Linked DNA regions of Homo sapiens: region 1 is linked to region 2. A link is an interaction called in ENCODE POLR2A ChIA-PET data of the cell type or tissue named here. Cell type or tissue: A673. All regions are shown on one strand. Each heading gives the region's core, and the rest is flanking DNA. Links, peaks and the distances in the headings are about the cores only.

Region 1 (5,389 bases), core at 317-5,316, 300 kb after region 2:
TTGAATATTTGATTAAAGATTGCCAATTGATTTTGAACAAAAGACAGCCAAAATGTAAAAGTCTCATTAACAATAATAAAGAAAAAGTACAAAATCAATGTAGATTAAAAAAAATTTTGAGCCTTTATTAAAGACTCAAAATTTGTGAAATCACATTGATGTCAGACAGTAAAGACAGAAAGTGTGGTCTGGCTTTCTAAAACTTTATGAAAACATTTTTTTCACATATAGTTTAATGTTAGCTTCACATAAAAATTGTATAGTTCTGTTTGGGTACATTTTGACAACTATGGCTTCTATTTTGAAGATAGAAAATAGAAGCTTGTTTGGATGCAATTATGAATTATGTAGACACCTCAAACCAATTCAAAATAAATTTTACTCCATAGGTTTGTTGATTTAACAAGTATATTGCTTTCACCAAACCAAAATAGGTTTGCTGATTTAACAAGTACATTGTTTTCACCAATTTCAAAAAATACCAATTGTATTCATATTGCCCTAAAATAATTTTTTCTTTAATGTTTAACTTTTGAAAATGAATAAGCTGTATCAGCACTACCAAGACAGTATTTTAGCTTCAATAGAATTAATTTCCAAAAGCTTTACTTTGGTTACATGAATTGGATGAAAATAATTGAATTATATTGGAATTCAGTTAAATTATTTTGTTTGATATATCTGTTGACTTTGATATAAAACTGCTGGTTTTAGTTCTTCTGCTAATTGAGGAAAGACATTGACAGCTACCACTTCATACCCAAGAGAACTTGGAATTGGTAATGATCAAAATTATTTTAAAATAGTCATGTAAATAATAAGCCAGACATCAGAAGTTATATGTAGTATAGCTCTGATGTCTGGCTTTTCATTTAGAGCAAATGACTGTTCTAGAATAATTTCAATCATATTTCTTCTATGCTTCTGCTTTTACATGTGTAAATTGTAGTATTTTGGCATAAGTTTTTCAAAAATAAGTATTAACTATTTAAGTAGATGTTGATGTTTCTTCAGCAGATTTGTGTCTTCTGATTTTTATGCGGGCATGTTATCAGTACATCCCTATCAGGATCATAAACACTGACAAATGTTTTATACACGTTATGTATTTATTATTGCGTGTCATGAGAAATGGAAATTTAATAGTTAACTTTCCTAAAACATACACTTTTGTAGTTTTGAGCTCATTGCGGATAAAAGGGTAACAGACAAAAAATTTTTTTAAGAATTTTAACTAAACAAGAAAATAAATGCATAATTTTATGTTATACCCTAGCATAAATGTGTCAAGAGCATTCAGACTATTCCCTATAAGCAGGACTGCTTAGTCTCTATTTCCCAGGCATATTTCAAATTCTCCTAACCAATTATTTTCCACATTTCCTATTGATCCCACTAACTAGTAACCTGGAGGCTCCATGTATCTTGAAGGTTACAACATGGGCCACAGCACAATTGACTGGTACAAAAAGCTGCCAGCAGGGACAACATCTTTGAATACTTCTCACACCACCATTTGGAAACTGAAGGTATTAACTGCCTTCCTGTATCCAGACACACTTAGTTTTATCAGACAGCACATTCCTTGAAAGGTGGATATTGGTTACTTTGGGTCTGCAAAAGGTCAAGAAGAGAAAACAGGTTATCACTGTTTTTAGTTAATAAGCATATATTTAAATTAAGACCCCATCCATTTTCACTTTTTCCTTGACCCCCTACCTTGACTTGCTCTGTCCATTTCAAACCCTAAGCACACTTAGTGTGAACTTGGAATTCATTGTTCCCAACCAAGAAAGAGCATGATGCCAACTATCCATCACACACAGCATGATGAGTATCACATTTACCATTTACTAAGCACCCCGTATGTGTCAGGTACCAATCTCCAAACTTCACAACAAATCTATAAGCTAAACACTATTTGCATTTTATAGATTGGGAAACCCAGGCCCAAGGTTACATGACTGATTAATAATAATGGAAATCGATTACAGCCTAAACCCACATTAGTTCTACTATACAATGACTGCATTTCTAAAAGACATCCAAAGCTAGAATTGCACGTAGCCCTATCTGTTCATTCAAAACCCAGCACTGACTGACTTATTTACTCATTCATTCAAAATATTTATCAATTGCCTCTATATGCTAGGTTTTATGCAAGGTGACAAGGGGATCCCAGTCTAGTGACTTCACAGCCTGAATGATTATTGTTATTCCACCCATGATGTAACAACAAAGTAATCTGGATACAAAACTTCAGTGCAAACCTGACCCATTTCAGCTATGGTCTACCACCTAATAATCCCAAAGCACCCAGAATTCTAATACTGCCTCATGTACCATCCCATACCCCAGCAAATGACAGTTTTGAAAACACAGTCCTTTTCACCTAAGAGTTTCACAACAACCCTAAGAAGGATACAGGATGCTTTTTAGTAACCACATTTTATACAGAGGCACGGGGGAAGAATATACCAAGAGCTTGGACTAGAATCCAACTCCTAGCTCCTTGTTCAGTCTTCTCTTCTTGCTGCCTGTCAGGAATCTGGATTGGAGAAGATAGAGTATGTGATTTATAGCCTCTCATTGCATGGGGTGCCTGTCCCTGGAGTTTCTGTCTGCATTGGCATTCTGCCAGCAGCCACCATAGGTAGGAATATTGTTGCTGTCCATGACCAGGGGGAATAATCAGTCTCAGCTATTCCTCAGCTCCAAACAAGCCTAAGTAATTGGGTTTATTTTTAATTTTTTTAATGGCTTGGAATTAATAGAAGCAGCTGCTGCCACAGTGTGTGGGTGTCCTTCTCCAGAAGGCACAGACCAAAAAAAAAAAAAAAAATCCCTACATATAATATAAACTCTGAAAAATAAATAATACAGTGTGTAGGACAAAAAGGTTAATTCAAGAATCGAGCAATGTCTTTTTGTTATCAAAAATTCAGCTGGCAATATGTAGCACTGTCTCTCTCCTCCCACCCTGAGTGCCCATCAGCCCCTGATAAGATGATAATCTGATTAGACACTGGGTGTAAAAATGTGTTGCCTGTATCTGAGCACTCTCTTACTCTTTCTCCCTCTCCCTGTGACTCACCAAGAGATTAGCTGTGACAAAGTGCGGAGAGAGATAAGAATAGATGTGCTGGTGACAGGAGTACTATTATAATTATTTGGTGGAAGATAGGATTGGAATTAGAATAGGTCCTGTTTGCCTAGGGAGGGTGCATTTAGAAAATGGGTATCCATCCAAGGTCCCTGGCTATGCCAGACATCAAAGAGGAAAAGGAGGGGGGCAAATGGCTCAAGCTAGGTGATAGCCTTGGTTGTTCCAGCCAAATGTAGACTAAAGGCCATGTGTTGGCATAGATGACAAATGAGAGATTCAGCTGCCCTCACGAAGGGAAAAGGAATGAAATCTTACCTCAATTTCAAATATGCCTGAGAAACTACATGCCAGTTTGCTTTCAGCCCCTGAGTAGATGAAGTAAGAGAACCAAGAGACTATAACTGCCGTTGTTGGATAAATCTGAGGTAGCACAGCCTTGGAATGGTGGGAAGAATATGTGCTTAGCATTCAGACAGTAGTGTGCATCAAACGGATAGCAAGCTATTGAGATTCAGAAGGTGCTTAAAATTTGCTACTTCCTTTGGGGATATCTGAGTGACTTTGTGATCCCCTTGTTTTGCACACCTTTTTTAAGACTTACAACCTGGAAAGAATGATTTTTTATTATGTCCCTTTCTGCTAATTTGAAGAAAAATGCTTGTGTCTACTAGGGTTGAAACACCTTTATTCCCATCTGTATTTCTCTGCTTGATTAGAGAGGAAATTAGGGCTCCTGTCTTTCAAGGCTCCTGAGGAGGACCAGAGAATGCTGCTGTTTTAGAGAAACTTATGTACTGCATTAGGTCTGGGACTTCTCTTCTTCCTTATGTTCTGGTAACCTCCAAAATGATGCTTTGGGAATTTAGCTGAGAGGTCTCAACAGAAAGTAGAGAGGATAGGTGGGAGGGGAATCACTCATTCACTCATAAGTCAACTTAGTCATTTAACAAAATACGTTGAGCTCCTCTTTAAGGCCAAGTATTGTACTAATGCTGAGGATTTTGAGGTAAATCAGAAAAACAGCAGTGTCTGCAATTAGTATTTAGAGCAGTTAATTCATCCTGAAGTTGTTGACAAAGACTTCAAAGAGGAACTATCATTTGAGCTAGGCCTCACTTCTCTATACAGAGATGCACTGTGTAGAAAAGAATGGGAATAGCATTTAAAAAGGCAAGGAATAGCATTTAAAAAGGCAAGGAATAGCATTTAAAAAGGCAAGGAGGTTTTTGAGAATATGATATATTCAGGGCATGACTTAAAGTTTCACTAGAGAGAGTACAATGTATATATATATTAGTGGAGCTGACATTATTTATTCACAAACATTTATCCATTCATAAGTGTTCTTGGCACTTCATCTATAAGCCTTTGTATAGGTCCCGGAGAACTAGAGATGAACAATATGTACTACCTGCCATCCAGGAGAGCTCAATCTCATAGTGGAGAAAGGAATATGTTTAAACTGATGTAATGAGATAGAAGTTATAATAGAGTATGTTCGTGAATGTGTTGAGTGTGTACATGCATGAGAGAGTGCGTGTGTGTGTGTGCTTACTCAGAACATTCAGTCATGCATGACTGAATCTGAGGATGTGAGTTACAGACCTCCCTCATTCATGTGGATGTCCTCAGGATGCTGAACTCAGGACAAGGCCTTATTCCAAGAGCTGGATCAGCCTTTAGTCCCCAGGTCTTGAAAGCACACACTACAGGACCTGAAATCTTCCTGGGTGTCTGGCAGGATCGAGTGTTGTGCCATTTTCTTTCTGGGGTCTTCTGGGGAGTCGTGAACAACCTGCATAAGCATAAAGGTCCTTGACTCTACCTTTATTTCCATACCATTGATATAATATGAATAACTTCAGAGGATTGTTGAGAGGAATAAAGAAAATACATTATAAAGTACTTAGAATGGCCTAGCATATGGTCCATGCTATATAGATATTAGGAAATAGTACTATAATAATTATTATTATTATTTTATTTTTCCATGGATATCATAGACTATCTGTGTTAAATGGAATCAGAAGTCTGCCTTGTCTAACCTAACATCAAGTACAGGATCTTTATCCCCTAAAGCTTCTAATACTTGTATTTTCTCTGTAAGGCAGCCCTCTCTACTTTCTCTTCAGCTGAATGTTAAAGAGTCTCTACTTTATACTGAACTAGAATCTGCCTTCTTGTGATACCTACCAATGTTATTCTGGGATAAGAAGGTTTTTTCCCTTTTTTTCATTGCTTTTTACATAAATAAGTATTGCTTGAGACCGCTCTATGCCATGA
Region 2 (5,389 bases), core at 300-5,299:
CCTGCCCAGGGTTGGTTTCCACCTTATACCCTGAAATGCTGGGATAGGCTCCAGCTACATACTACCCTGAACTGGAATAAGCTGGTAAGTAATTGTCTTTTTAAAATTAATGTTTCTTAAATGCTTGTATAGTTCATATTTGTTTCAATGTTTAATATTAGAAGTATTTTGAGTCGTTATTTAGAAGCTTATGTTTTTGTGACCAGAAACATCTAGAATTTAACTCTTATTTATATCAACTAGCCTATGGTAAAATTGACTTAATTATACATCATAATCATTTTGCTTAAAGTCACAGTTTCGAAGAACCTATCAGAGATGTTACATGAGGTTTTACTGTATTTTTGGGAGTCATTAGCATGGAGATGATATTTAAATTCAAGAGAATGGATAAGATCTCTTAGAAAGCAAGTGTAGATAGAGAAGAAGAAGAAAGAGATGAGGCAAGAGCCTGAGGGGTTCTCTAGCATTTAAAAGTCTGAAAGAGAAGGAGGACCCAACAAATATCACTGACAAAGAGTGAGCAATGAGTTAAGAGGGAAGCTGGAGAGTATAATGACATGAAGCCAAATGAGAAAACCTTTCAATAAAGGCAACAGTGATCAACGGTTAAATGTTGATTAAATATTAAGATGAAAACTAATTATTCATCACTGTGGAACAGGAGAGTTCCCTAACTCCCTCATGGGATGTGCGACAATGTTGTGGCTCATTTATTCAGACACTGCTTGCTCAAACCCCTTACTGGATGGGGAGCCCACAGATGGGCAGGTACAAAAGCCGGAGTGAGCACTTTTAGGCTCCAGCTCCATGGTAGCATCTAGGGGTGTGTTACAATTAATGTTCTTTTAGCAGTTGCCATCCACAGATAGCTAAGTGTTAAACCAGCTCAGTGGACAGTCAGGGTGACAGCCTTTTACACCCTGCCCTCTTAGTACCTGGGTCTTTTTTTTGTATCCAGGAAGAATCAGGTCAGTCAGACTTGAAGAATTATGAATGTGGGGATTTTATTGAGTGATGGAGGTGGCTCTCAGCAGGATGATTGGGGAGCTGGAAAGAGGATGGAGTGGGAAGATGATCTTTCCCTGGAGTTCAGCTGTCCCATGGCCAGTCTTCTCTCTGACTGTCCTCAGCTGAACTCCTCTTGATGTTTAGATGCTCCTTCTCTTCTCTCCTTCTCTGCTGTGCCGCTCTGCCGCCTGCCACTCTTCTGCTCGTGGAGCCTGGGGTTTGAGGTTTGTATGGGTACAGGACAGGGGGTGTGGTGGGCCAAAAGGCAACATTGGGCATGAAACAGGAATGCCTTTTCTCATTTAGGTCCATGGGTTTCCAGGCTTGAAGGTGGGGCCTTTACCAGGGAACTGCCCTCTTCTACCCAGTATTTCCCTGCCTCCTGTTCATATCAACAGGATCACTTTCCCATTAATCCTTTTCCAGGGTGCAGTCTTTTCTGCACTGTGGATCATGTATAAGTACAGAGTGAATTATAATTATGTTTATTAATCACAATAATTGTAATTATCCATTCATTGCCTTCTGGACTCTCTAGTGGAGGCCACCCCCAATATAGGAATGGGTCATCTTTAATAAGTTTATAGAAATTATGTTATACATAGTATTGAGGAACCCGCAAAAGTCTGATTAAATGCCTTAGATGCCAGAGATATAAGGGCTTTTAGATATCACATAGTGCTACCCCTTATTTTACTGATGAATAAACTGAAACTTTAATTGCCCAAGGACATACAGTGTTTTAACAGCAGAGACGGACTAGAGCAGAGCTGGGACTAAAACCCAGACCTTACAGGTCAAAGGTGGTTTTGACATACCTCTATGACTTTATATAAGATTATTTTGTGTCTTGAAAATTTTTCTATCTTTAATGTAAACATCCTATAAAGGGATAATACTTAAACTAGTTTGAATGCAGATTCTTCAGAAATGAGACACAGTCACCTAGATGAAGGGATGATGTATTTGGGAAAGGAAAGTCATAGGGTGCTAAAGATAGAGGCAGTGTTACAGAGAAAAGACCAGTCCAACCTAGGTTTGAATCCCAACTCCATCTGCTGCTACTACTATGTGACATTTTGTTAACTTTTCTTAGCCTCATCTGTAAAATAAGGACAATTATTATGGGTCCTATTGATAAGTTATGAGGATTAGCAGTAACATGTCTAAAGTGCTCAGCTTTTCTTGATGTGTGGTTGGCAGTCAATACATGCTAGCTTTTTATTATTCCTCTATCTGTCCTCATTTTTCTTCATTTTCCTCTGCTCCTGGTGCTATGGGTATCAAACAGCCCTAGATCAAGCCACTGTCTCCAGAGGCTGGAGGCTTCTGTCTCTGGCCACTATTATCAGACCTATGGCTTCCAGAACTCTAGTTGCTATTCCCCCTGGAAGGCCAGAAGGAGGGGGGGCCTTTAAAACTGCTGGGAGCTGATATTCTCTGCCCCAGGACCCCAGTGCAGATTAAGCAGCCATCACATGAAGGGCCACTGCCGAGGTTTTTCTCCTCTTCTCTGAGGCTGATCCTAGTAGTAGTTCCTTTCCACAAAAAAAAAAAAAAAAAAAAAAAGCTTCAATTCATGTGGGCAAATAATTTTAAGAAAGAGAATACTTTATTCAAACTGGCAAAATGATGAAACATCTTCAGCATGCCAGGTAATGTGTTAGTCCCCACACTCTGAGAGTCTGATTTAGAAGAGGAGATAGGCATGTAAATAAATAACTATTTTCCAATTAGGCTAACTGATGGTTCAGCAGAGATGCAAGCGGTGTTCTGTGAGTATGTTGAATGAAGACCTCCTGGAATGGGTGTGGTTTAAGCCGGATCTTAAAGGATTAAAGGTTTGTCAGTGGATGGATAATTAGGGGAACTACATTTGATGCAGAGGTATGCAGGCAGCAAGTGCAGGGAAGAATTAGGCAAGAGGAAGTTAATTGAAAAAGAGTACAGAGGAATCCTTTTAATGAAAAAACACAAATACTCTTTGCAGGAATTTGGGCATGACTCACGATGGCTTAGGCTGATTCATCATGGCTTAGAATATCAGATATGAAATGTACCATAGTGGCCATCTGGTATAAATATCTCATTTTACAGTTGAGAAGACTGAGGCTCAGGCAGAAGAAATAACTTGGCCAGAATCACATAGTCACAAGTTAGTAGCAAAAACTGACATGAAAATTTACTGATTCTTAGGCCAATGTCTTTTCTACCCATAACTCATGACTTCTGTGGATAAGAGGGAATAATTATAGAGAGTAACAAAAAATCTGTATAAAATCTGAGATCTTTCATCACTAGCACTCAACTGAGAGTTGGATGATTTAAATAAAGATAGGGAATGGGACCTTACCAATCTCATCTCATTCCCACCTTATATATTTGAGATGTAATTTTCTATGAATAAGCTTTAGAATAGTCAGCTTAATTATTATTTCATAAAATTGTATCCATGGTTTATTCATATATATATATATATACATATGTGTACTATACATATACAGAGAGTATACTCCCTATATTTGATCATTTTCCACTATGAGTGGAAAACCTAGAATTTCTAAAAGAGGTAATAAGTTAATAAGTAATTCTGCCATGGAGTGTATCATCTGGAACCTGAAAAGACCACATTCAGACCACTGGTAGAAGCAGAACTTGCCAAAACCTGGGTTCTAAGTTACTAAAGTCATTGTCCTAAGCCACTGTTTACCCCACTCAGTTGTTCATTGTAAAATTCGGGGGAAAAATGGTGGATAGCAGGCAGGATGAACTTGCAGCACCCACTTAGATGGACAGAACAGCATGTGAAGACTCACATTGTGAACTTTTGCTCCAAGAACCACTGCAGGAACATACTAGGAAAACTGAAAGAATTCACAGACCCTTTGAAAGAAGCGGCTTGCTGTTACAAACTCCATGAGACAGCCAAAAAACTGTGAGTGCCCAAAGTGTGAGAGGGGGAAAGTCTACCTTTGAACAGACATCCTTACTGGGGAACCTGAAAATCCAGATAATGGGAGAAGGATTTACCCTTACCTAAAGCTGAAATAAATTTAGAGAGTTGAGTGAAATATAAAAGTAGAAGAAGCAGCAGGAAGAGTCCTGTCCTGGTCCTATTGAGAACACAAAGGTATAAGAATGATATAATGGACTCTGGGGAGTTGGGGGGAAGGTTAGGAGGGGGATGAATGATAAAAGACTACACATTGGGTGCAGTGTACACTGCTCGGGTGATGGGTGCATCAAAATCTCAGAAATCACCATTAAAGAACATTCATGTAACCAAACACCTCTTGTTCCCCCAAAACTAATAAAAGTTCAGTTGTTTGTGATACCTTCAATTGTCCACAATTAAAACAAAAACAACCACCTCACCTCTTTCAATAAATTTAACTCAGCAAACATTTCATTCATTTATTCAACAAATATTCAGGGCCGGGCGCGGTGGCTCACGCCTGTAATCCCAGCACTTTGGGAGGCCGAGGCGGGCGGATCACGAGGTCAGGAGATCGAGACCATCCCGGCTAAAACGGTGAAACCCCGTCTCTACTAAAAATACAAAAAATTAGCCGGGCGTAGTGGCGGGCGCCTGTAGTCCCAGCTACTTGGGAGGCTGAGGCAGGAGAATGGCGTGAACCCGGGAGGCGGAGCTTGCAGTGAGCCGAGATCCCGCCACTGCACTCCAGCCTGGGCGACAGAGCGAGACTCCGTCTCAAAAAAAAAAAACAAAACAAAACAAAAAAAAAAACAAATATTCATTGAAGTATTTTAATTGAAATACTTCCATCTAAGTATTGCCAAACACTGTGACACAGAGTGGACATATATCAGTAAACAAAACAAATATGTTTCCTGTCTGTATTACTTTGCTAGAGCTGCTATAACAAAATATTACAGACAGGGTGGCATAAATGATGGAAGTTTATTTTCTCACCATTCTGGAGGCTAGAAATCTTGAGACCAATGTGTCAGCAGGGTTGATATTTTCTGAGGCCTCCTCCCTGGCTTGTAGATAGCTGTCTTCTCCCAGTCTTCATGTGGTCTTTTCTCTGTGCACATGCGTATCTGTGTCCTAATATTTTCTTATAAGAACACCAGTCATATTGGACTAAGGCCCATCTATATGACCTTATTTTATTTTAATTACCTCTTTAAGGCCCTATTTCTAAATATAGCCACGTTCTGAGATACTGGGGATTAGGACTTTATTATATGAATTTTGGGGGATATAATTCAGCCCATAACACTGCCCTTAATGAGTTACCAGTCTAGAGGGGGCAAAGAAATTTATCCAAAAAGTACACAAATAAATTTAGGATTTCGAATTCTGTTAAGTGCTACAAAGAAGAGGTACATAGTGTCAACAAATATATATAAG

What was found. ChIA-PET counts read pairs that join two places held together with the same protein. Peaks named below come from ENCODE experiments on the same cell type or tissue, not always from the same donor. Only the 100,000 strongest peaks of a DNase experiment are listed, where the experiment ranks them.
Region 1: POLR2A ChIA-PET joins it to region 2 with 8 read pairs; 1 of 35 experiments calls an interaction of 5 or more read pairs at or near these places.

Annotation. Positions count from the first base shown.
Region 1 is chr1:49,049,533-49,054,921 of GRCh38, reverse strand. All of the region lies in intron 4 of AGBL4 (AGBL carboxypeptidase 4), which reads left to right. It overlaps LOC105378706 (a long non-coding RNA gene), which reads right to left. Exons shown (of 3, transcript XR_947309.3): 3 at 4,815-4,901. Among named protein-coding and RNA genes, the nearest start is that of AGBL4-AS1, 210 kb to the left of the region's middle. In A673, for the core only: no CTCF peak of the experiment used is centred there; a DNase peak (open chromatin) is centred at 3,071.
Region 2 is chr1:49,349,558-49,354,946 of GRCh38, reverse strand. The region is part of intron 3 of AGBL4 (AGBL carboxypeptidase 4); the gene reads left to right. Among named protein-coding and RNA genes, the nearest start is that of AGBL4-AS1, 95 kb to the right of the region's middle. In A673, for the core only: no CTCF peak of the experiment used is centred there; a DNase peak (open chromatin) is centred at 2,916.